Linked DNA regions of Homo sapiens: region 1 is linked to region 2. Evidence: chromatin loops called from intact Hi-C (ENCODE). Cell type or tissue: K562. All regions are shown on one strand. Links, peaks and the distances in the headings refer to the core of each region. The heading gives the core; the rest is flanking DNA. Region 1 overlaps GRAMD1B (GRAM domain containing 1B). Region 2 holds the start of LOC124900305 (U8 small nucleolar RNA).

Evidence for each region. A loop is a pair of places that touch in the nucleus more often than their neighbours do. Peaks named below come from ENCODE experiments on the same cell type or tissue, not always from the same donor. Only the 100,000 strongest peaks of a DNase experiment are listed, where the experiment ranks them.
Region 1: a loop joins it to region 2, with 5 times the contacts of the local background. A loop is called at or near these places in 8 of 110 quality-filtered maps.

The regions. Positions count from the first base shown.
Region 1 is chr11:123,573,051-123,585,314 of GRCh38, reverse strand. It overlaps GRAMD1B (GRAM domain containing 1B), which reads right to left. Exons shown (of 20, transcript NM_001387025.1): 3 at 7,738-7,948; 4 at 983-1,003. Among named protein-coding and RNA genes, the nearest start is that of SCN3B, 75 kb to the left of the region's middle. RefSeq lists enhancers at 4,505-5,114, 7,399-7,936, 8,535-9,034, 9,035-9,536 and a silencer at 5,976-6,198. In K562, for the core only: CTCF peaks have their summits at 4,562 (motif pointing left) and 8,140 (motif pointing right); DNase peaks (open chromatin) are centred at 4,554 and 8,154; H3K27me3 peaks cover 3,147 bases.
Region 2 is chr11:123,295,805-123,308,068 of GRCh38, reverse strand. LOC124900305 (U8 small nucleolar RNA) reads right to left here and starts at 6,679; the gene lies at 6,546-6,679. RefSeq lists a silencer at 6,013-6,372. In K562, for the core only: a CTCF peak has its summit at 6,273 (motif pointing left); a DNase peak (open chromatin) is centred at 6,258; H3K27me3 peaks cover 2,113 bases.

The sequences.
Region 1 (12,264 bases), core at 1,481-9,480, 280 kb before region 2:
CTGCAACCCTGTCCCTACATTAAACCCACACCTCTCCCCTCCAGCCCATCCCCTGGCCAGAGTACCCTCCTCAGCTCTGTCCTTCACAGCCACAGCTACTCCATGCCCATATCTCCTGCTGCAGCAGAACCTGGTGTGTCCGGGGAGGGGGCAAAGATGGCTTTCCCAGGATTCATCAGAGTTAGGTGTGAGGAGGGCAGGCTCAGAGAGGCAAAGAGGGTCATCTGAGGTCAGCCCCTCCACTGTGAAGTCCCCAAAGAGCAGAACACACGGCGGGGGCCAGCTGAGAGCCTCAGACAGCTGCTCTGCAGAGGAAAACGTCCAAATCCCACCACCCAGTTTGTGTGAGTGACAGGCGGTGGCCTCTGCCAGGCCTGCTTACCCCACAACAGTTTCTAGGTATGCAGCAGCTGCACAGGGCGCCCCAGGATGACCTAGACAGTGGCCCCACGCCACACCTTCACCACAGTCCCAAGCACCAGGAGGCCTTGTAGGAAGGGCACGCTTTTGCAGCTGTTGAAGGGGTACTTGGGACAGGGGTCAAATCCCAGCACATGGGTTGACTCTTCTATCAATGGGGGAAAGTTTTCTCGCTGCATTTGCCCCAAAATGTTAAGGGAAGAAAACTAAGTTCAGGCCCCCAGGCTGCCCCAGCACCAGAATTCTGTCAGGGTCTGGAATGGCCACTCCCTCCCTGACTGGTCTCCTCTTTTAGGGTTGACAGACCCTTGTCTAAGAGCCTAGGTGAGGCAGGGGATACAGCTGGCCACGCCTCCTTGGTCCCCTGAATGCAATCCTCCCTCCCCAAGGCTGCCCTGTCCTGCTGAAGAAAATAACCGCTGCAGCTGGTTTAGGAGCAAAGGGGCTGCCAAGGAAAGAAGCCCACAGGAAAGCCCAACCGCACCCCACACCCCTTCCCCCAACCTCCATTCCCCCTCCCATTTCTCAGGTACCCAACAAGAAGGGAAACAGGAATACTTACATTATACCAACTCTGGCTTTTCTGAAAAGAGAAAATGAAAGAGAAGGTAGAATTAGTCAGGGAAGAAATGGGGGGAAGGGCCAGGGGGAAGGGCACACAGACAGCGGAGGGTGGGCAGGGAGGAGGGGTCCAAATGCAGCTGAATGCTTCCCATGTGGTTGCTCAGGAGGGGTCCTCCTTTCTCAAGGCAGTTCCAGAAAGGAGGCCCGGGAGCAGTCCATGCTGGAAGCCCACCGCGGGCGGGGTGGCAGGCAGCGGCAGCACCAGCTAGAGCTCAACCGGAAGGGAGTCGGAGCCCCATCGCAAGGTTCTGATGGGGTGAGGGGCGCGCTGTGGGCATTGGAGACCCAGTCCCCAAATGGGCCCTGACCAGAAGCAAAATGCTGATGGCGGCCAACCCAGCCTTCTGCTCTAAGACAGCCCCCTGTAAAAGGCAGGGTGGGACACTTTCGAGGTAGAAAGGGGACTACCTAAAACTCCCTCCAACTGCACTCTCAGCAGGCGGGTGAGTAAATCCCTCCTGCGCCAAAAAATGGGCTGTACCTAAACTGCAATGGTCGGGGAGTGCCTGGGGGTTCTGCGTGGGGCAGGAGGTTGAAGCACATAATCACTAAGGGTCCATTCCAACCCAGTGGTGCCATAATTCAGAACAAGCAAAACAGACCCCACCCCAGCTCCAGAACTTAAGTGTTCTCCATTCCCAGACCCAGGAGGAAGGGGACCTGAATGTGTCTCAGGGGAACAGGAGGGATAGCTAAGATCGTGCCTTGTCTGTCTTCAAGCCCTATGGCCAGTAGTCCTTCATGTACATCCCCCTTGAAAGATAGATGGACACGCAGATAGACAAGCTTGTGTGCACATATACACACACATACTCATACACATACACGCACAAATACACAAGTACACACACATATACACAGACACACACACACACGCACACATACACACCACACACGTGCACACACACATACACACATGCACACGTGCACACCACACACATGCACACACATCCACACGTGCACACACACATTCACACACACCACACACACATGCACACACACATGCGCATGTGCACACACATTCACACAGACATGCACACATACACACCACACACGCACGAATACACGTACACACACATATACACAAACACATACACACCACCCACACATGCAGACATGCACAAATACATGTGCACATGCACACACACCACACATATACACACACATATACACACAGGCACATACATACACACAGAGACACACACATATACAGAGACACACATATATACACACATACATTCACACACATACACACGCACACACTTGCGCATGCACACACACACATGCCTAAGCTCCATCTCTCGGTGGAGCTTAGATTATTTTCAGTTTTAGGGATCGCTGGGTGGGGGAGCTTTGCTCACAGATCAATACCTTAGCTCCACCCAGAGGTCTGGATCCCCTCCACCTGGTGTTAAAGCGTCCCAACCCAGAAGGGCAGACAAGAGTAGCCATGGTCCTCGAATGTCTGCTGTGTCTAGAGGGAAGGAAGCGACTACGCACAAGGGTGGGTGTGTGCCCGCGGTGATGACCAGTGGCCATGTGATCTATCTCCCCCATTCCACCTGAACTCTGTAAAGACGGTCCACCTTCACCCCCCACAGTGAAACCAGTCCACAGAGGAGCTGGAGGGGGCTGAGGGGCCTCGCGTGGGTGGGGCTGCTTCTGAGCAGCTTCGTCCTCACACATGCCCTCGATGGCCAGGATGTGACTAGAGGCCAGTAGCAAGGCTCCCAGTCCCCCTCTGCAAGGTGCTCTCCAGGGTCACTTCCCAACCTGTCACCACGGTCCATCCAGAGGCCACACCCTCCCATCTTAGCCTCATCCCCACCTCCAATTCAGAGGTCTCAGCAGGTAAAGGGCCCAAATCCAAATATTAAAAACTATTTTTTCCTGACAAAGGTGCGGCCACATGGGAGTCCGGGACCTGAAAACTCGCCTCTAGGCATTGCAGCCAAGGCTACCCCCTTCTGGAGGGGGTGGATGGGGCAAGCAGGCTGCGTCTGGCGTCTGCGCCTAGGGATGGCTCACTTCCTGCGTCCTCACACAGAAGCCCTGATCCGAAGCCCACAGGGCAAGAGGCTGTGCAGATGTTCATTACAAAAGACACCTCCCAGCAGTAGGAAGGTGCGCTCTGGGAGCTGCCGGCCCCAGCAGCCCCACAGTCTCCTTGTGCTTCCTCAAATGCAACCCAGGTCACGAGATCCCTGCTTTACAACGGAGAAACCATCTCCCAAGCTCCCAGCTCCTCGTCTCAATGCCGTGACCTTCGTGTAAGACGCTGGGAGGAAAGGGGGCAACAGGAACATGGGCTGACAGGGGGACCCCGGATGCCTGTGACTCCTCCTGCACGGGGCTCCCTCCTGCCCCAGGTAGACAGAAGCAGATGGTCCCTTTGCATGGGCTGGCACATCGGCGCTTGTGCCTTCCAAATCTATGTGGAACAAAGTGTGAGGGTCACACACAGCCTCAGGCAGGGAAGCCAGTCCTGTCTTTAACCTGATCTGTGATGCTCTTATATCTAATGTTTGCTCTTTTGTAAAGCGTGGGTAAGAACATGTACTAAAGAACTGAAAAGAAACGTGAAACATACCAAGGAGTAGGACTGTGCTGAGGCTCTGCCCTGAACCAGCAATCTCCAGGCAGCTTCTTACCTGCTGCCACTGAGGGGCCACAGGAAAAATGGGTCCCCCCTCCAGCCACGTCCAAAGCAGCCCCCGAGCCTGTCCACTGTGGGCAGGGGTCCCTGAACTCTGCCCAGAGGCACATTCAATCCCCGTGGTTCTGCATTCCCGGAAATGAGTCCCAAAGGCTCTGCCAGACGGGAAGGACCCAGACCCACAGGGGCAGGGAAGTCAGAGGAGCTGCCGGCCTCTGGGGGTGAGAAGGGGCGTCCCTCATCCTCTGGCTTTAGTTTGCTGTAGCGCCCCTACCTGGAGGACCAGGCCAGAGGGAAGGAAGGCACAGAACCAGGGAGCAGCAGTGGAGCCTTCTCTGACAGCTTATAAACACATGGATTTGGCCAAAGAGGAAGAAGGGAGTCAGGACAAAGACACAGCTGTTGGGGACATGCTCGTTTCTATCATTTTTCCTAGAAGGTCTGAAGAGCAAGCACTTAAAGGAATGCAAGGCCCCTGGAAACAGACCCAGGTTACTGGGAGGTGGTTTCCAGAAACATCTCCCACCGCGAAGGCTCCGGGAGTCTGGAAGATTAAGTAAGGTGCGGGGTGTGGAGGAGGTAGGGGGGCAGGGACTAGGAGAGCTCTACATTTAGTAGGAGTTAGAAATAAAAAACAATTCTTACTTTGATCAGGTTAAGTCTGTCATACTGGAAAGAAAACCACAAAAATTAGATTTGAAAAAAAAAAAAAAGGAAAGTCAAAGAAGGGTCAGTGCCACAGCGCCAGCGCGATGCCCGCACCGCGGTGGGGAGGTGTGCAGCAGGGCGGGAGGAGGCGCGCTTTGCCGCACCTGCTGCATAGCGCCCTCAGGGCAGGTGGGAGAGCGGCAGAACGGCCCCTCGCTCCCTCTGGTGGCCACAGGCTGTCACTACAGAGCGGAAGCTGGGCGGTAGCACAAACTCATTGGGAGGGAAGTGCTGGGGCCGGACTGCACCTAGGAGGGTCGGCCTGGACAGCACAATGATGGATCCAGAGGGGTCGGGCCTTAGCGATCACCTGGTGCCATGCCTACATAGTAGCAAATGAGGAAACTGAGGCCCAGAGAAGGGAAGAAAGACACCGTGCATGGGACCTGACCCCAGGGAGAAGCAGAGGCACTGGCCAGCTTGCCCAAAAAATATAAGGCATGGTGTCCTCTAGGGGTGGCCAGGAGACAGGGAGTGAGGTGGACCAGCTACAACAATATCAGTAAAAACAGCTATGAAATGGCTTGCTGGGAAGACATGTGATTAACCCCAGAAGATGTTCCACGGGGAGGGGCATGTCCCCATCCCGCTACCAGAACCTCCTCTTTTTGCCGCACCATCTACTTCAGGCCCTGGCCTTCAAAGAACCTAATTCCCCTACTGGTTCTTGTGTTCCTCTTCTGAAGTCTGTGTGTCCTGCACATGCACGTCCCAGGCCAATGCAATGGCTCCCAGCTCCACGTGGGATGCTACAGTGTCCCTCCTGGCACAAGCCCGTCCTCTTTTAACTCCATTGAAAGGATGGCAGGGCAAGTGTCGATGGCAATGATCAGTGGGAGAATGAGGTGGGGAAGTGGGTAACCAATGTCAGAAAACTCAGAATGTGTCTGCCAGGGATGGGCATGGCGTCCACCCAATCTCCCAGGGGAAAGGAGACCTGCACTCACCCCAGCACCTCCCTCCTCAGTTCCTATGAAAAGGCCCAGTTTGGCCCCTGATTCCTGCTCAGCTCTCAGTCCCTTCATTATGTCTCCTTTTAGCATCTCCAAAACCCCACTCAGAATTCTACCTGGTCCCTGACGCCTGTCCTGGCTGCCCCACTCAAATGATTTATCCTACCTCGGAGCTTACAGAACATCCCCAACTACTCAAGAGCCAGGCTTAGGGTGTACAGAATCTGGATGGAAAAGTGTGCAGGAGCAGGGAGTGGGGAGCCTGATGCCCCTGTCAGGCCATATCCACCCTCTTGCCAGCTGAGCCTCGAGCACCCACTAGTCCCACATCAACCAGGCCAGAGGTGGGAGGCACTCAAGAGGGGGCTGCCACAGGGCATTTCAAAACCCCATTCCCAGATATCAGATATGCCTGCACCTGCCGAGCCGCTGGAGCCCACAGAGATCTCCTGCTGGCTTCCTCGCTCCAGGTAAAGTTCCTCCTTCCCTGTCCACAGCCAGGAACGGCCATTTAAAATCCTCACAGCCAAGATGTGCATTTAGTCTAAAGATCACAGACTACAGGATTAGCCGTGTCGCCCCTTGTGCTTCCCTTAGGAAAGGGAACAGCTGTTCACCCTCCTCCTCCCCAAAGCACGGAGAGACTTGGGACTATTATTAAGTCATCCTCGGCTTCCCCTTCTTCGGGCTGCATCCCACCTCCTTGCCCCATGGGCCTTGTTGTTCCACAACACCTATCGCTCACCCTCCACTCGCTGCACGTTCTCCTGTGGCCTCAGAATTCCTGGGCTCCCGGGAAAGACTCTGGCACTGGCCACATCTCTCCAGGTTCTGCCAATGTTTGCCAACCTCCAGGCATGGGCACCCCACCCTCTGGGAGAACAGCTTTCCCCTCTGATCATGATTCAGGATCCTAAGCACACCATGAACCCCAGTCTGGGCAGTGGTTAGAAATGCTAAGGGGTGCCCAGGTTGAGCAGCTCTCGAGTGGGGAGGAACAGAGTACGCAGGCAGAGCTCCTGAGGGCGTGGCTGCTGCACCAATGAACTCATCGACCTGAACCCCTGCCCCCCAGTCAGCGCAGCCCTCCTGCCATCCTCACTCACCACTGCTGGGCAATCCAGAATCAACCACCAAAGGGGAGGGGCCTGGAGTACAACCAGATGGGGTCTCCTGCCCCAAAGGAATGAAACTAACGCCAGGCAGGGCTCTGTTTCTCGACCGCACCATGTAAGGAGGGAATAAACTCCCAGCCAGAGGCAGTGTCCAGGGAGCAGGCAGACATGGGTGCAGGGTCGGGAGTGGGGGAGGGTCTGTTCTCCGACATCAGGTGCAGTGAAAATGGGCCTTCAATGACTTCCAAGCCAGCCTGCCGGGGGACAGTGGGGCCGGCCCTTCTGGGAAAGGGACCAAGCAGGATATAAGGGCCAGAATCGGCAGGGCCAGAGGGAGGGGGTGCTGAGCACTACAGACAGATCGACACTAGAGGGGAGATAAAAGGACAGAGACAAAAGATGGCTTACTTTTGAGAGGCGCTTGTGAGACTAAGACCATGCATGCAAAGAAGGTATTTGGGAAATGGTGGGGAAGAAGAGGAGAGGAAGAACAAGAAATCAAAAGACAAATTCAAGTGGGAAGCCAGCTCCCATGCCTCCCAGGGGTCCCCAACCCCTTCCCAGGCCCTGGGGGTCCCAGGGTGAAGAGAAGTTTCCTGAAGGAGACCCTGGGCAAAGACATCTCCTGCTCCCCAAAGGACCGAGGGTGGGGAAGACATCTCTGGGGAACCATAATTAGCCCAGGCCCCCCTGGGGCCTATTTTAGGCATATCCATGGGCCAAGGGCCCCGGTACTCAGGGGGCAGTCCTGACATCCTTGGGAGGATGGAAAGGCCCTGCCACCCTCCTCTCTGCCAGGTGAGTACCAAGTGGATTAGTGCAAAGGTAAGGCAGGAAGGATGGCCGGGGAGGAGGTTAAAAATAGCATTCTGCAAGGTTCCCTGAGGACTCTCCCTAGCAGTATAATGTCCCAAATAATGTTGCCTTCTACCCCGGCTCTAGGAACCAAATTTGAAAACGGTAGCAGGAATAAGCAGATGACCCCCTAATGATTCCCAGAGCGTCTCCCCTCCAAATCTAAAAAAAAAAAATATGAGCCTCCCTACCTCGCCCAGCCCACCAAGAATGCTTAGCGGGGAAGATATTTAACTAGGGTCTCTCCTGCCTGCCCCGCCTCACCTCACTGGATAATGACTGTCTCTGAGCCATCAGGGCTGTTCATCACGTGAGGACCCTCGCAGATGTTCTCCGGCTCACCACCCCAATATCGCTCCCCGCAGCCCCTGACAAGGAGGTACCGCCTCAACGGGGTCCCGCTCACCTTGGAATTCTTGCCGCCGCTCCGGCCGGACTGGGAGGAGCAGCTGCGCTGCACGCCCTGCTCCGGTGTGGACGGGGACTTGTCCGAGGAGTGATCTGAGCCCTTCTCCACCATGGTGTCTCCGTCCTGGTTCTGCGGGGTTGGCGAGCGAGACCGCTTCCGGAGGATGGGCGAGCAGGCCGGCGTGCTGCGGTTGGAGTTACTGGCAGTGCTGCAGCGGCAGATGGAGAGAGGGAGCGGGGTGGAAAGAGAAGGAGGAGGAAAGGCAGGCAGTCAGTGATCGAGGCCAAGGACAAGCCCAAAGGAGCCAGCTCAGGGAGCCAGGTGAGGGGCTGGGGAGAAACCGGGAGAGAGGGGCCCAGGCTGCGGCTTGCCGCACCGTAATACTGCCGTTGGCCACGGGAGGGCAGCAGTGCCCATGTGGACACAGACGCACGAGCCAACGGGCAATCGACATCTAGACATGCATCCGTCCATCCGTCCGTCCAACCTGTTATTGTTTGAGCCCCTATTATATGCCAAAAATTGTCTGGGGCATATAGAATTTAATACCTGAAAGGCTCACTGGAGACCATCCAATACAATCAGCTCATTTTATACATACTGCAAATGCAAAGCTTCTATATTTTGTTCAGATATTTTTGTTCATGAAAATAACAATTACAATCCTATTTTTCACAGCCTTCACATACGCATTATTTCTTAAAACATTCCACCAAGGGAGTAATGGCAAGTACCATAATCCCTATGTTAAAAAATGAAGACCAGTGCCTGACAGAGGGAAGCTAAATGCCCACTGTTGAGAGAAACAAAGTGCAGCTCTTCTGATTTGTAACTCACCCACACCATATTATTTCCTTGTAAGGAAGCCATGTGGGTTCCTGCTTCCTCTGCCCAGGGTAAAGATGCACACAGCCGAAGTTCTCACATTCCATATTCCCTTACCCCAACATTTATTCCCAATAAGTACCTTGTACTTCCCACAGGACCAAATCCACTTACATCAAGGCTTATAAGCTGCAAATAAAATATTGACTATTTGATATTTCACTTCCGTTTTCAATGGACTAGAAGAAGAGATGAGAGACAGAAGGGAGAGAGAAACTGAATGCAGTTGAATGTTTGCTTTGCTTCCGAGAGTGGAGAAAGGAAAGAGATGGAGAAAGGGAGAGGCTAAGTAGAAAGTGCCAGCAGAAATGGGAAGGAAAGGAAATGTGAGATTGGAAAGCCTGCACGGGGCTGCTGGGGTGTCCTGCCCACCTGCTCAGCAGCCTCTCAGCTGGGTCAGGCTTCAGGAACACCCTGGACCCCCCTGCAGGCTGCATCCCAGCCTTCCCTCGGGGAGTGGGGTGCAGGGCTGGGGACACTGTCATTTGCATGAAGATGCAGCTGTGACCTCAGATGTCCCATTGGCCCCATTTGCAATGAAAACCATGCCCCTTTCAGCAAAACCTTCCACCTGGACATCCTTAGCAGAGAGAAAGGCAACAAATCCCAAGAGCCTAAACCAGCGAGTGTGGGCAGGAGGGGAGCTGGGGGCAGGCAGTGCGGTAACTTTTGGAAGGAAACTGATAAAGAAAAAAAAAGGAGACCAGAGAAAAGGAAGATAAATGTGCCCCAAATATGTATGGAGAAAAGCAAGGCCCAATGTTCCACTTCATCCTAAAACAGAATTTGCATTTAAAATCTCATTTCTAATACTAACAATAATTGTTATTGGGGGAGGCCCAAGATGCCTCTTTCAAAAGAGGCTCTTCCCGTTTTTGCCCCACCCATTCCTTATCCTTACTCTCTAAACTCGTTTGCTACCATAAACTCTGGAGAAAGGAAGGTACCTTCCTTTACTTTGGTTAGAGATGCCAGGCCGTGGGGCTGGTGGCAGGCAGATCCATGAGTGCACAACCCCTGGGGAAGCGTGGAGAGCAGGTGCCAACACACGTCTTTCTGGGGTGAGCCTCCTTGCTCTAGGGCCAACTCAAGCCCGTAACCACATATTCCAAGGTTTAAACTGTCTTCTAGGATTATGTTACTAGAACAACGAGGACCTCTACCCTCTAGTCCCAACTATAATAGTTTGCTCAAAAAATAACTAGAGAAGTTGGGAGTGGTGGCATGAGCTGTAATCCCAGCTACTTGGGAGACTGAGGCAGGAGGATCATTTGAGACCACGAGTTTGAGACCAGCCCGGGCAACATGATGAGATCCTGTCTCAAAAAGAACTAGAAAAAGGATGACAATCAAGTACATGCCTATCTCAGACACAATGGCCCCCCAGCCGTTGTGTAATTTCCTCACAAATTCCAGACCCTGGAATGGAAAGGAGATTCCTTCATCCTTCCCCAAACCCAGAATCCCTGCTAACTGGCTTCAAGCAAGAGGTTGGCAACACACTCTAACCAGAGGAGAACTGACTCCAACTATCCAAAACCACACGAATCTCACATGAAATGATCAAAGCATGAGAACTCCTCACCGCCCAGCAGTCCCACTTTAGCCCACTCTACACACACCATGCAAAGATCTACACACCTAAAATGCTGCCTTCAACACATCAGCCAATAAACAACTTATACCATCTCTCTGTGCTCTTAAGGCTGTTGATCATCTGTGCTGTTCTTGGAAACTTCTCCCTGATGACAAGCACCTCTCTTCTACTCCTCTGCCGGTCTCAACTACTGTCTCAACTCTTGCTACCCAGCCTGCAATTAATCCTTCCCTAAAGGTGAGTCTGTCACCTCCCTGGCCGTCTCCAGCTTTCTCTAACTTCAACCAGGCAGAGACTCCTCTACCTGCTTCCGGCCCTGGTCACAGTCGCTAGCCTGACCCAACAACCTGCTGCCAGGTGGATGCTTCCTCCAGACAATGTCTCATGAGTGCCCCACACTGAACACAGAGCTGGACATCTTTCCTCCCAGACCTCCTCCCACGACTGCCCATTCTCAATGGCAGTTTCATTACCAGGTTTCTCAGGCTGCAGACCCCTCTCTTCCATCTCACTCCACTAAAAAATGAGTCACTGAATTCCACCAATTCTATTTCTACAAAGCTTTTTACCTCATCCTTCCCTTCCTTCCCCAGGGCCCCAGTTCAGGTTCAAGGAATTCTGCTCACCCTCTTCCAATAAATAGCCAGTTGAGTGGTCTTCTCTGCCTCCTTTTCCTCTTCCTACTCACTCACAGCTGTGTCATTAATCTTTCTAAATACAAGCCCAACATCTTACTGTGTTCTAGTAGCTCCCACATTAAAGTCCCAAATCCTCAAAATGGAATCTAAAGTTCTCTGCTAAAAGTAAATGACACCTCTATGCTTTTTCTCTCCTTATATGCTCTTAAAGGGCTTGCATATTCCACACCTATACACTTTCCCCCAATTCCCTTAATATACATGCTCTTTCTCCTGCCTCCAAACTCCCATACGACGCACTACTTGAGCCTAAAGAGCCCTTGCCCTCTGCATCTCCCTGCTGGAGTCCTGCTCTTTCTTCTTTTTTTTTTTTTTTTTAATTCTGTTCATTCTTCAAGACCCATTTCAAATCCCACTTGCTCCAAAAAGCTTTTCTAAATCTCCACCTTGGAGCTGACTAAAGCACTGAAAGCACATAGCCTGGTATGAAGGACCTACAAACTCCTGGAGGCTCAGCCCTCTGCACGCCCCACACGACCCAGCAGGGCTCTGTAAGTGGCATGTTTTCCGCTGAACTGAATCCCATCCTAGTGACAGTCTTCATACCCTTGGCTTTACCAATTCCGAATATCAAGATGGCTCCCAAATCTGTACCTACAACCTGCTAATATTCATAAAAATAACTAAACATTATTGAGTGTTCATGAGCTCCTGGTGCAGCACCGAGTACTTATTAAATATTATTTCGTTTAATCCCCCCAACAAACCCATGAAGTTGCAAAGAACAGTATTATTAGTCCCATTTTTCAGGTGATATATTTGGATTCTTGACAGATTAAATAATTCACCCAAAGTCACACAGATGGATGGGAGGCAGGGCAAGATTTCAAACTTTCAAACACAGGCCTATCTGATTGTCAAGCTCATTTTCGGAAGCAGGCATTCAATTGTGTTTGTTTGCCCGGTGGACAGAAAGAGGCACAGATGGAAAGACAGTGGGTAGCTGGGTGAGTACAAAGAAAGAAGGAATCAACTTCCTGCCTCCAGGCTTCAATCCATTCTCTCTTTTCCTGTCAAAGTGAACTTTCTAAAAAGAGGATTTGGCATTTTTTTCATCCTTTTTGATGATTAAAGACCCCTATAATTTCCCACCCTCTGTGGAATAAAACCTGAACTCTAGACTATATGTTCCTCAATTATCTCACTCAGCCTACCTCTGAAAACCCCAACACTGGCTACATTTCCAGTGCACCTCTGCCTCAGCCATCGGGGTCTAACTGAGCTCCTGCCCCAGCCATCAGGGCCTACCTGCGCCCCTGCCCCAGCCATCGGGCCCTACCTGCGCCCCTGCCCCAGCCATCGGGGCCTACCTGCGCCCCTGCCCCAGCCATCGGGGCCTACCTG
Region 2 (12,264 bases), core at 2,861-10,860:
TTCTATGCACTGTAATTATTTCCAAGGCTGCCATGAGATAGAGGTTTCTGTTTGTTTGGTTGTTTTTTTTTGTTTGTTTGTTTTTTGTTTGTTTTTTTTTTGAGATAGGGTCTCACTCTGTCACACAGGCTGGAGTGAAGCAGCCTGATCATAGCTCACTGCAGTGACTTCCCGGGCTTCAAGGGATTCTCCTACCTCAGCCTCCCAAGGAGCTGGGGAGTCAAGGAGTGATTCTAGCTAATTTTAAAAATTTTTTATTGTAGAGACTGGGTCTTGCATGTTGCTCAGGCCAGTCTCAAACTCCTGGGCTCCAGGGATCCTCCCCTTGGCCTCCCAGAGTGCTGGGATTACAGGCATTCATCTCCTGGCCTGATGGAACTCTGTTGCTACTTCTACGCCTGCAATCCCCCTCCCCACTTTCAGAACTCACTGTTTTTTCTGTTGGTATCCAGCATGCTCTCATCTCAAAACTTCTCTGTTCTCTTTTCTCCAAAAGCAAATCTTATTTCTTGTACTGTCAATGCTCCTGAGCTTCTCTCTCTCGCTTTTTTTTTTTTTTTTTTTTTTTTTTTTTGCTAGTCCTCCTGCATAAGGGCTCTCTTGGCAAGAAATGTTATTCTTATCAACCGCTTCATGATCTATTTTTACATCTCCACGCAACTTATTAAATGCTTGTAGGACCTGCTGGGGTAAAGGAAGCCTTCACTTTGATTGAATTTCCCTGTTTTCAGCTTAATATTGAGGGAAAGACTGAGCTGAGGCAAGATCAACCAGGAAGAGAGAGACTTCTTTATGGAACGGTGAGCATAGAGTGCTCAGAAGTGAATGGTGAAGAAAGGGCCTGGGGAGGAATGCACCGGCCTGGCTCCCAGCTCCTTTCGACTTGGTCTCAGAGAAAAAGGCCATAAGATGGTAGAGACAGCTTAGAGGTTTGCTTAAGAAGTGCTTCTTAGAGTTCAGAGAGCTACCAAAGATTTTCTAAGAATTGCCATTATGCTTCTCCAGATGGTCTGAAATGACCCTGTTTACCCTGAAAGTTGACTGGATCAAAAGATCTGATAGATCTGGTGGGGCTGCTGAGATGGTTTTGTCCAACCTCCCCCAGGGTGTGATCTCTCAGGCTCTAAGTGAGCCATTCTGGTGACTGGGAGCCCACACATTCACAAGGCCCTATTATTATTAGGGAAAGCGTGGTGGTGGTGATAATTAATCTCCAAATCAATTCAGCCACATTTATTGGTTGCCTAGAATGGTGGGTAGCAGAGCATCGAGGTTGAGAGGCTTAGCTTTAAATTGGGTTTGAATCACAGCGGCAGCATTTCCGGACAGACTCCAGGCAGGTTACTCAAACTAAGTCTCAGTTTTTGCATAGATAAACGGATATAACTGTTCCCACTTCATGATGTTATGATGAGGATTATGTGAGACATAGGCAGCACTTAGCATAATGCCTGGTTCATGATAAGTGCTCAGCAACTGGTAACTCATAATAATATGATTATCCTGGGCGCATCCTCCTTCTTTACCAGGACCCCGTCCCAACGCTCAGCCCGCTCCTTTGAGGACCCCGGACAAAGTAATCTAGCAAACCCCCTTTCAAAGAGTGCCACCCTTTAGTTTTCCATTTCCCTCTCATCCCTTTCCATCCTTCTCCTCCATCCCTCATCAAAAAATACTCTCTTCAATCGCTTGAACCTGGGAGGCAGAGGTTGCTGTGAGCCGGGATCGTGCCAATGCACTCCAGCCTGGGTGAGAGAGTAAGACTCCGTCTCAAAAATAAATAAATAAATAAAAATAAAATACTCTCTTTCTTGAAGCTTCCCTTCCTAGACCAGGACTTCTACTTAATCTGGTGGAATATTCTTTGCCAGGCTGCCAGCCTGCCAGCTGAAGTGCTGCCATTCTCCTCTCTCCACCCAGATAATGTAATTATTTTAATGGGGGCTTTTTAGAAAAACATGTGATACTCTCAAACCCCACTGGGGATCTTGTGAATTTTTCCAGGGATTTAAAAAGGAGGGCACAGTGTGACCCCAGCCCTTGCAATCCTGTCTTGGTGCAGTAGAACTGACCTGGCCTTTTTTGTGGAGATAGGCCAACCCTGTCCAACAAAATACCCGCACCATAAGATATTTCCCCCTCTCTTGCCAATCCATATTGTGATCTGGGTCATTTGTCAGATCAGTTTGGTGACAGACAATGTAGTGCAGGTGTAAGAAGCAAATGATCTGAAGATAGAAATCCTGAGATTCAAATGATGCCTCCGTATTTTCTATTACATACCTTAGACGAGTTATTCAACCTTGCTAAGAGAGCTTTTGCTTCCTCATCTGCAATTCCGAGTGACATAAATGGTTTCTTATAGGGTTGCTGTGACGATTCAAAGAGATCATATAAGAAAAACACCCAGCACGGTGCCTGACACATAGTAATTGTTCCATAGACGGTGTGTTCATTGTACTAAAAGAGTGGTAGTCAGTGATGTTGCTCCCTTACTGGGACACACTTTGCTTTTTTGTCCCTGCCTTGTGAGTACCTGGTACTCTTTTTCGTACCCATCACTCAAAGCTCAGTTCATGCCAACTTAGTCTTGAACCTGAATTAATCTGCACACAGCCTCATCAAAGCACTTCAGGTTACTGTATCTTTATCAGCAAAGCTGGGCCCAGAAGCCCTTAAGAACCTGGCAAAGTTCCTTCTGGCTGGCTTGGCACAGCAGGAAAACAGCAGTGTCAACTGCCTATTTCCTGCAAAGGCGGCAGACTCTGCCTTTCACAGTGCACAGCAGACAGACACCACACACTCAGACAAGTTCCCAATTAACCACACACAATCAATGTCTCTCAAAAGTGCATACGTTATGCTCTGCCCAACTAATTAACTGCACTAAACATGCCAGGGTTAAAGGTAGGGCATGGGTTATCAAAAAGCGTTTGAGAACCAGACCAGGTTCAGGGCTGAAAAGACCCGAAAGTTCTGCTCTAGTTCACCACCAAGCTGAATGGGATCTTAATGCCGCTTTCTACAAGCAGGGGCGCTGCTGGAGACTCTCTACCTCTTGAGCTTGTTAGAACTTGGGCAATCGTAATGACCTATAGGAAAGTGCTCTGAGAGGTATAACAACTACACAAATGCACACTATGATTTCTCCTGGCCTTTGCTGTGGCTGTTGTTTTTCCTTCCTGTGGCAGGAAAAGTGGTCAATCTTAAGCAAACGTGATGTATGCATGGGCCTTCTAAGGTGTGACCTTTACACAAATAATCTCATGAGATCCTAATGACCTCCTGTACCCATGAGGAAAATAAACCTCCTGAGATGGGCCCCCAAGGGGGTCACACAGATGATGGCTGAGCCACAATTTGAATCCATGTTAATCTCACTTTAAAAATCTCAAGATTCATTCTCCTCCGTATCTCATGCAAAATATCATTCTTCTTGCATAGCCCCTTTCAGAGAGTGGCACCCTTTAGTTTCCCATTTCCCTCTCATCCCTCTCCATCCTTCTCCTCCATCCCTCATCTTGCCCTCATTAAAAAATACTCTCTTCAATGGCTTGAACCCAGGAGGCAGAGGTTGAAGTGAGCCGGGATCGTGCCAGTGCACTCCAGCCTGGGTGACAGAGTAAGGCTCCATCTCAAAAAAAAAAAAAACAAAAAACAACAACAACAAAAAACTCTCTTCCCTGAAGCTTCCCTTCCTAGACCAGTGACTTCTATTCAATCTGATGGAATATTCCTTGCCAGTCTGCCAGCTGAATGCTGCGATTCTCCTCTCCCTGCCAGGTAATATATTTATTTTAATGGGAGCTTTTTGGAAAAACATGTGATACTCTCGAACCCCACTGGGGATTATCCACTTGCTTCATCTCCACTGGGAGTTGCCCAGAGCAACCATGCTGATGTACATGAGGGTGCTCGCAAGAGTGACACCAGGAGGTTCCACTAGGTGACGTTTCTTCAAGGAGGTTACCGCAGAACAGGGTTAGAAGGTAGAGGGTACAGTAAGGAGTGGTTGGGAGATCCTGTGGGCAAAAACAGGATCAAATAAATTATCACGTGCAGTAGCTAGAGAACTAGCTTTACTTGGATACAACAGAGGAACCAGGGAAAACACAAGTCCCTTCTCTTGGAAAGCCTACACTCTCTCCCTTCCCGGTTCTCTATGCAAAGGCTTCCTGGTCAGAGAGGCAGCTGTTGGGGCTACGAGTCACAGGTGGCTACTAAGAGGTGATGTTTGATCTACCTCTAGGTTCCAGGCAGGGAAGGGGTGGTGGACAGGGCATGATCTGAGAGTTTTGTCATGGAATCACTTGCAAGAGGAGCTTGATGCCACATTATCACCCTCAGGAGTTATCTTCTAAGACAGCAGCAGAGATAATGACTAGGAGGTGCTGTGTCGCAGCACATGAAGTATGCCTGGCACCGAAGCTGCACCTCGCTTTGCATACACACACACACACACACACACACACACACACACACCCCTACAGAAATTGGGAGCAGGTGGACAGTGGTTCATTATTGCTAGACACCACAGAGAGAGACAAAAGTCCAGAAAAAATGATGCTACGCTTTATAAATTTAGCAAGACACCGGTGCCTCTGCTTCCTGTCTGCCTGCTGCAGCATTGCCCAAGCCCTCCTGGCCTCCTTTCTCACTCACACCTGCAGTCTGCAGTGAGGCCCTTCAAGAGATGCCTGCTCTGTGAGGTTATTTAAGTCAGGAAGCATTAATCTGAAGAAATGCTTTGAAGCAAAGACCTGGATGTTCAAGTCCTCCCACTTGCTGGAGCTGCTGTTACCTTTAAGATTTAATTAAAAGTGGTTCAAAAATCTCTATCCCCTCTGCAGCGGAAAAGGCGTCCTCCTGACAATATCACCGCAGTCTCTCAGTCCCTAGATCCTACCTGTGCTGAATTCTTTCTCTCTCTCCTGTTCCCTCCAGAATTTGCTCTCACCTTTCGTGAACGAATCACCCCCACTGGACACCCCCACATCTTGTCATCTCGTCACTCCCTAATTGCTGCCACCTCCAGGCTCTGTGTTAAGCAGACATTTCTGAAGGGACGGGCAACAGACAGAAGTAACATCATTCTGCTGCTCAGTAAACGACTTCAGACTGAATATTACGCATTCCAGTTTTTAAATTCCCCTTGAGTCATTTCTGCCACCAGAGGGGTTTTACTGACTTCCTTTCTGATTGGCTTAGTCACTAACTCCTCGCAATGCCTCTGGCCCTTTCCCCCCAACCTCTCTTCCATTCCTTGCTAGTCAGATTGCCCCATCCCCTAAAATTCCTATATCTTTTTAGGCAGAGAGATTTAACTACCTCTTATCCGTTGCCAGCCATGCCCTAAGGCTTAAGGGACATCTTTTCACAATTCAGCAAGGCGTTTTGCTAAACCTGTGCGGTTTAATACTTTAAATTTAATGAAAATTAAATACAATTTAAAATTCAATTCTCTGATCACCCTTGCCATATTTCACGTGCTCAATGGTCACCTATGGCTAGGGACCACTGTGCTGGATAGTGTAGACAGCAGAGTTCTACTGGACAGCTAAACCCAAATTCATTTCTTCCCTAAGGGACTGTCACTGGCTATTCACTGACACTTTTTCCTGCCTAATTCCTTAATGTGGATTGAGCCCTTACGCTGTGTAAGGCACTTTTCCCGCGTTGTCGCCCGGCAGCCGCCTAACAGTTCTCTAAAGCGGGCAGCGCTCTCCGCCTGGCTCAGGGGAGGAGCCCGAAGTCCGCAGCCGGAGCCGCGGTGGTGTCCCCTCCACCAAGCCAGAAGCCCGGGCCGTGACAGTGTATCACACAAGGCAAGTAGCAAGGAGGGAATGGCTTCGTCAACCACGTGTCATGTGATCGTTCCATTAAACTTGAGGAGGGGTTTTCTTAGTCGCAACGGTTCAGTCCCCAAAGTAAGGTCACTGTAAAGGAAGCTCAAAGACTTTTTTTCCAGAGGATGGAATGCACGCTTTGCTGGGATGGATGCCGCCGCTTCCGGCGGCTGGTAAGGCCCAAAGGCGTGTGGAGGGAGAGGGCTCCTTTGAGGGCAACCAGCAGTAAAAGGAGGCAGGCGGCGAAAGTGCTCCGAATTCCTCCCACGCCGCTCCTGCTCTCCGCTCTGCAGCGCAGCCAGCCAGGCCGCCGCCGCCCCTGCTGCCTGGGAGAGCCGGCGCTTGGGCAGGTGGGGACGCCCCTGACCCGCTTCCCTCGGCGCCCGGGGGGCGGCCGGGTTGGGCGACCGCGCCACCTGCTGGCCTCTTCCCGTGCTGCCGCCTGCCCCTGGGCGCCTCCGTCCCTGCCCGCTGCGCCACAGCACACCGGGAAGTCGTTAGATGCAGGTTCTTGGGCCTCACCCCAGGCTTCCTGAACCAAAAACTCTCTAGGTGGGTCTTGGCAGTCGAGTCTGAACAAGACCCTCGGGTGATCCTGATGCACGCTAAAGCTTGGACATCAATGATGTGGAAATCACCCAACTCCACCATTTATTCATTAAGTCAAGTTTTTCTTTTGTTTTGTTTTGTTCAGAAAGAATCAGATAGGAGCAATCAGGGTGTTGCAAGTCCTGATTACACAGAGACATTAGTCACATTTCATGCATCTCCAGTCATCATGTTCTATCTGCCCTCCAAACGGAGGAACAGGGAAGGGTTATCCCACCTGACAGTTCATTAAGTCAAGTATTAATGAGCATCTTCCAAACAATATGGAAATAAAGGAAGCAAAACAGACATGATCCCTCCCCCCTCCCTCCCCAACACACACATAGTTAGAATGTAGAATGGCTTACGTTATCGTCACATTTCTGTGCAATAGGAAAGGGAAGCATTACAATTACCCTTATTTTACAGACAGGAAGCTAGCCTGGAATCACACATGTGGTAAACAACTAGGTCAAGTTCAAAGCTTAGGGATTTTTGTTTGTTTGTTTTTAAGACTGACAGGAGCACCAATCTCAGGTCATCTGCATGTCAAATCAATCAATCAATGTCAAACCAGGTTAATCTTCATGTCAAAGGCTGAACTTATTTACCAAACTACACACCACCAACTTTTCTAGATTGACTTGTGGTTTTAGAGTGAAGAAGAAGGGAGAGGAGAAATCTCTCCAAATCAAGACAACTCCCTCTCCCTCATATCAGACTGAAACTTCTTATACTGCCTTAAAATTGCTGGCATCATTCCTGAAAGCTAGCATTTAGGCTTCCTTTCCAATTATTATCCTACTGTAACAGTTGCCTAGCTGTTCCCTCTCCATCCTTTTCAATGACGATATAGGACATTATGGTGCAGGCTGTGATGGGGCAGGCAGGGAAGTGTTAAACATACGGTGTGGGTGCTGCTCGAGCGGCACAGATTTAGGGACTCTCAGGAAGGTAGGAATTTAACTCGAACTGCCTACTTGGGTATTAAGAGGGGAAGACAATGGATCCAAATAGAAGCAGGAAAATGCTGAAGAGGAGAGATAGGAACAGAAGACAGACTTGGTCTCCTCTTTCATAATTTAGCAGCTTTGAGCACCAGATAGGCTGTTTATTAACAGCACCCAGTGGGAGCACCTGTATGTGCAGGGCATTGGGTCAGGTCCCTGCCTTCAAGGGACATGCTACTTTGCAGGTATGTAGAGATGAATGGCTTAAACATACGTGGTATTTCTGTGTTTAAAATTCCCTTGGCCATAAATATATATATATATTTTTAGACAGAGTCTTACTCCGTCACCCAGGCTGGAATTCAGTGGTGCAGTCTTGGCTGACTGCAACCTCTGCTTCCCAAGATCAAGCAGTTCTTGTGCCTCAGTCTCCCAAGTAGCTGGGATTAGAGGCACATACAACCACACACAGTGAATTTTTGTATTTTTAGTGGACAGGGTTTCACCACGTTGGCCAGGCTGGTCTCGAACTCCTGGCCTCAAGTGATCCGCCTGCCTCAGCCTCCCAAAGTACTGGTGTCACAGGATCCTTAGGGTGTCGCTTTTCCAACCGGAAACCTCTGTGGCCGGGGGCATCTTAGCCCGAGTTTTGCTTGGGCCCACTGGGCTCGTTTCAGCCACTCAGCCCTGCAAGCTGTGCTTGGATCACATTACCAGCTTGGATCCCATGCCTGCCAAGGGCAAGTCAGGTGCAGAACAGCAAGGGGTGTGTGAGCAAGCACAGGGTCTGGCCACTGCGCACAGCCAGGCATGCCAGCTGCAGCAGGGTGAACAGCTCCAGGAGCCAGCACAGGCACCAGCTCCACACAAGGCTGCAGCTGGACCAGGCGTACCACAAGCAGCTTCCACTGTGGGTACCAGGGAACATGGTGGCACCCAGAAGCTTGGAGATGCCAGGAACCACGAAGCCCCAAAGATGGTGTCATAGCCTTTGCTCAGGGAGCCCCTAGGTCCAGGCTCCCCAAAGAATGGCAGCTCTTCTCTCCTTCTCATCACCTGCAACGTGGTTAACTGGGGTGGGGGAGAAGGAGGAGTGTGTTTCGGCCCTCTTTGTGTTACAGCTCTTTCAGTCCTGAAGCGTCCTGAGTTCTTGTCTTGCATCCAGGAAGAATGAGAAACATACAACTAGAGGGTGAGCAAGGTGGAGAGGAGCTTCACTGAGCGACAGAACAGCTCTCAGAAGACCTGAAGTGGGTAGCTCCTTTCCACAGGCAGGTCATCCTGACCAGTCCAGGAGAACTTAAGTTGGTAGCTCCTTCCTACAGCTGGTAGTCCCGATGTCTCTGTGAGTCTGGCTGAGTCTGGGGGTTTTTATGGGCTTCAGAAGGGAGGAAGTGCCTGCTGATTGGTCCAAGAACAGCCATGGGCGGGCCAGAAAAAGCACCATAAATTCTCACTCTGTGCCATGGACTCCACCCAGACCTGACACTCCCACCCCCAGGCTTCAGGCCATCTGGGGCTTGAGGGTGGGTCTTCACTGGGGGCCGGCCCCTTTCCGCCCAGGAGCCTGTCTGCCTCCTGCTGCTGTCTACATGTCATCCGCAGCACCCAGGTTGTTCATGCCAAGGGGTGCTTGCAGGCCTGTGCTGAGCCACCCTCGGCCCCTTCTTGGCCTCCCTCCTGTGCTCATCAGTGCCCAAAGTCTGGAGGGGGCTGAGGCAGCTGGGGGCTGGTGTGTCAGTGCCACCCTGAGTGTGCACACACCCAGACAGGTCACAGCAGCGCCTGGGCTCAGCCACAACTTTGCTCCACCCCAGAGCAGGCCCTGAAAGTGGGCAGAGACCAGACAGCCAGAGCAGGTACTTCTGAGCCTGCGGGGGAAGGGGGGCTTCCCAGGTCCCTGAGAGCGCAGCGATCCCTGGGTCTGCAGCCACAGAGGGAGGGGTTCCCACCCTGCCAACTCGGAAGGAGGCAGGGCTCCCTCCCACCTGTTCCCAGCTCCACCTGCTCCATGGAGGGCGCAGTTCCGGCTGTGCCTCCCACTTTGCAGTAGGTGTCTTTGCAGCAGCTGCTCCAGACGGGCCACTGCTGCCATCACTAGGATTACAGGCATGAGCCACCGTGCCTGGCCCGTAAAAATAAACTAACAAACAAATAGGAATATTTTTGTAGTAATAATGGTAACATTTATTGAGCACCTAACTAAATGTTAGACAGCACTCCAGATAATAGAACTAGGGTGGCCAAGAAAATTACAACTACCTTGGAAAGTCCCATTTCTGGTCTTCAGCTTTGCAGGCCTGAAAATTGGATTTTACTAGTTCCCTTCCTGGTTATCTGATGCATACCTATCAGGTTCACAAGAAAATATATTAACCAGGGATGACATGTCAAGTAACAGTCAGATTTATTACTGCTGAGTGGTTATTGGTCATATTTGTGAGACAGCACCTCCTCTTTCCTATGAAAATCTATAGGATAAACCAATTTCAGTGGCTTGGTGGGATGGGATCAAAGCAAGGTGCATTGGATGAGGGTATTGGAGCATGTTAAAAGGTTATATCACAGATGTCTGCTCATTTTCAGCACAGGAAACTCACCTGAAATGGGTCAGAATGCTGGCACATGGAGGGCTCCTGTAAGGGAAGGGCTCAGGACACCCTCTGCCTGGGTCAGGGCTGGGTCACACGACTGGACGCACACTCCCTTCCTGCCTCCTTGCATGATTTCAGACAGGCTGCAATGCAGGTCGTCTGGTTTGAGCTTTAGCCTCAAGGTTCTCTGGTCCCCTTGGTTGTAGTTCTCCTGCTCTCCACTCCTCAGGATTATACTCACAACTACCTCTCAAGGTAGTTTCATCAGTAGATAGCTCATTCTCATCTATTCTGGGCTGACTTCAGGGCTGGGCACAGTGGCACATGCCTGTGGATAACCCCACTGGGTAATCCCAGTGGATGCCTATAAACCACTTAGGGAGGCCAAGGCAGGAGGGCCCCTTGAGACCAGGAGTTCAAGACCAGCCTGGACAACATAGCAACACTCTGTCTATACACACACAAACACACACACACAGGCACACACAAATGTGCCAGGTGTGGTGGCACACACCTGTACACCTAGCTACTTGGGAGGCTCTGGTAGAAAGATTACTTGAGCCCAGGAATTCAAGGCTGCAGTGAGCTCTGATTGTACCACCGCACTCCAGCCTGGGCAACAGAAAGAGAGACCCTGTCTCAGAAAAAGCAGGTTACTCTATCAGGAAAATGGCCTTTTCCTAACCACATCTCCCAGGGCCCATGCTGCCCTAGGTGCTGACTGCTACACAAGGCAGCCCAGGCATCTGCTCTCAACCCTGTTTTTAGCCTTTCAGTTCCCCCCATCCTTACCTTCCACTAACACAGAGACTGAGAGAAGTGGAACAAAACCCTCACGGAAGGAGCCTTTGAACCTTTTGTTTACTTCTCTGCCTCTCCTAAGAGCTGTGTCTTTCATATCCATCTTTGCACCCCCAGATGGTAGAATAGTTCCTAATAATCACTAAAAATTAATAAATCAATATGTGTCTTTTGGATGAATGGAAAGAGTTCTGGTCTGCAGATCAATACAGTTAAAGTGTAAAATTATTTTAATATCATCATTAACATACTTTGGGAACTTTGACTAACAACTCGATTGCTTTGTTCTCCGTTTTGTCAAATAAGAGAATCGCCTCTCCTCCCTTCCAGCCTCAAAAGAATGTTTTGAGGAAGGTGTACGTGATCACTGCCAGGGATTGTAATTCCATGAAGCAAGGTATATGTCACTGTTTCTCACCTTTTCTATCTGAAGGAAAGTAATAAAGCATAGACGCTTCTAGGCATTGAAAAATACGTTTTCAGTTCCATCATGTCAGTCTGTGTTTCACAACACAGGAAGAAGCATCTTGTCGCACCAAACTCCTGAGAATAGTGAGATAGCGTCTAAGTATTTGATAGCTCCTAAAAGTGCTATTGATAAAGTTGCACCATTATTCTGGCTAGTGATTGACTGCATGTGTGTGGTTTTAATACAGAGAAGACATTATTTTTAAAATTTAGGAATTAGGACGGAAAAACAGATATGCAATGGAATGGTTGTTTCTCGTCTAGAATTTAGTGATTCACAGCTCTTGGTCAAGGAAGACTTGGGACTCAAGGAGATTATGGGTTTTCTAGTGAAGACTGAGTCAGACCTCATGATATCAGGCCCCGGATGAAGAGTGTGGGGACCCTGGCCACTGCCCTTCTTTCCCAGTGGTCAAGTCACCCGCAGGGCATTGCGTCCTGTGGGAGGTGGACTCTGCTCAACATTGTATTTTGCAGAAAATAATCCTGGCTCTTCTTGGTTTTCATTTAAGGCTCTGTGTGTGCTCTGCCCTTGGCCAGCGGCACATGTACACTTTCTTCCTTCACACTAGAAGTCTGGGTTCCTAAAGGCTAACGATACAATCAGCTATCCTGATTTTCAAAGGACAGACATAATAGGCAAAAATCCATTTCGAAGCCTGGGGCGCAAGTGAATAGCAGCAGTAGAATAAGGATAGTTTATCATCACTAATCTTCTGCTCAAAATATTTCTTCCTGTCTCCCCTGCTCATCTTCTCCCTTTCCACCTCTCTCCCCTGCCTTCATTTTTCCTGCTCCTCTTATCCTCCTTGACTAAAATACATAATTGAAATGGTTTTTGTGTTAATACATTTTTTTGAATAAGATTGTAAAATCTGGCTGGGCATGGTGACTCATGCCTGCAAGCCCAGCACTTGGGGAGGCTGAGGCGGGTGGATCACCTGAGGTCAAGGGTTCTAGACCAGCCTGGACAACATGATGAAACCTCATCTCTACCAAAAATACAAAAAATTAGCC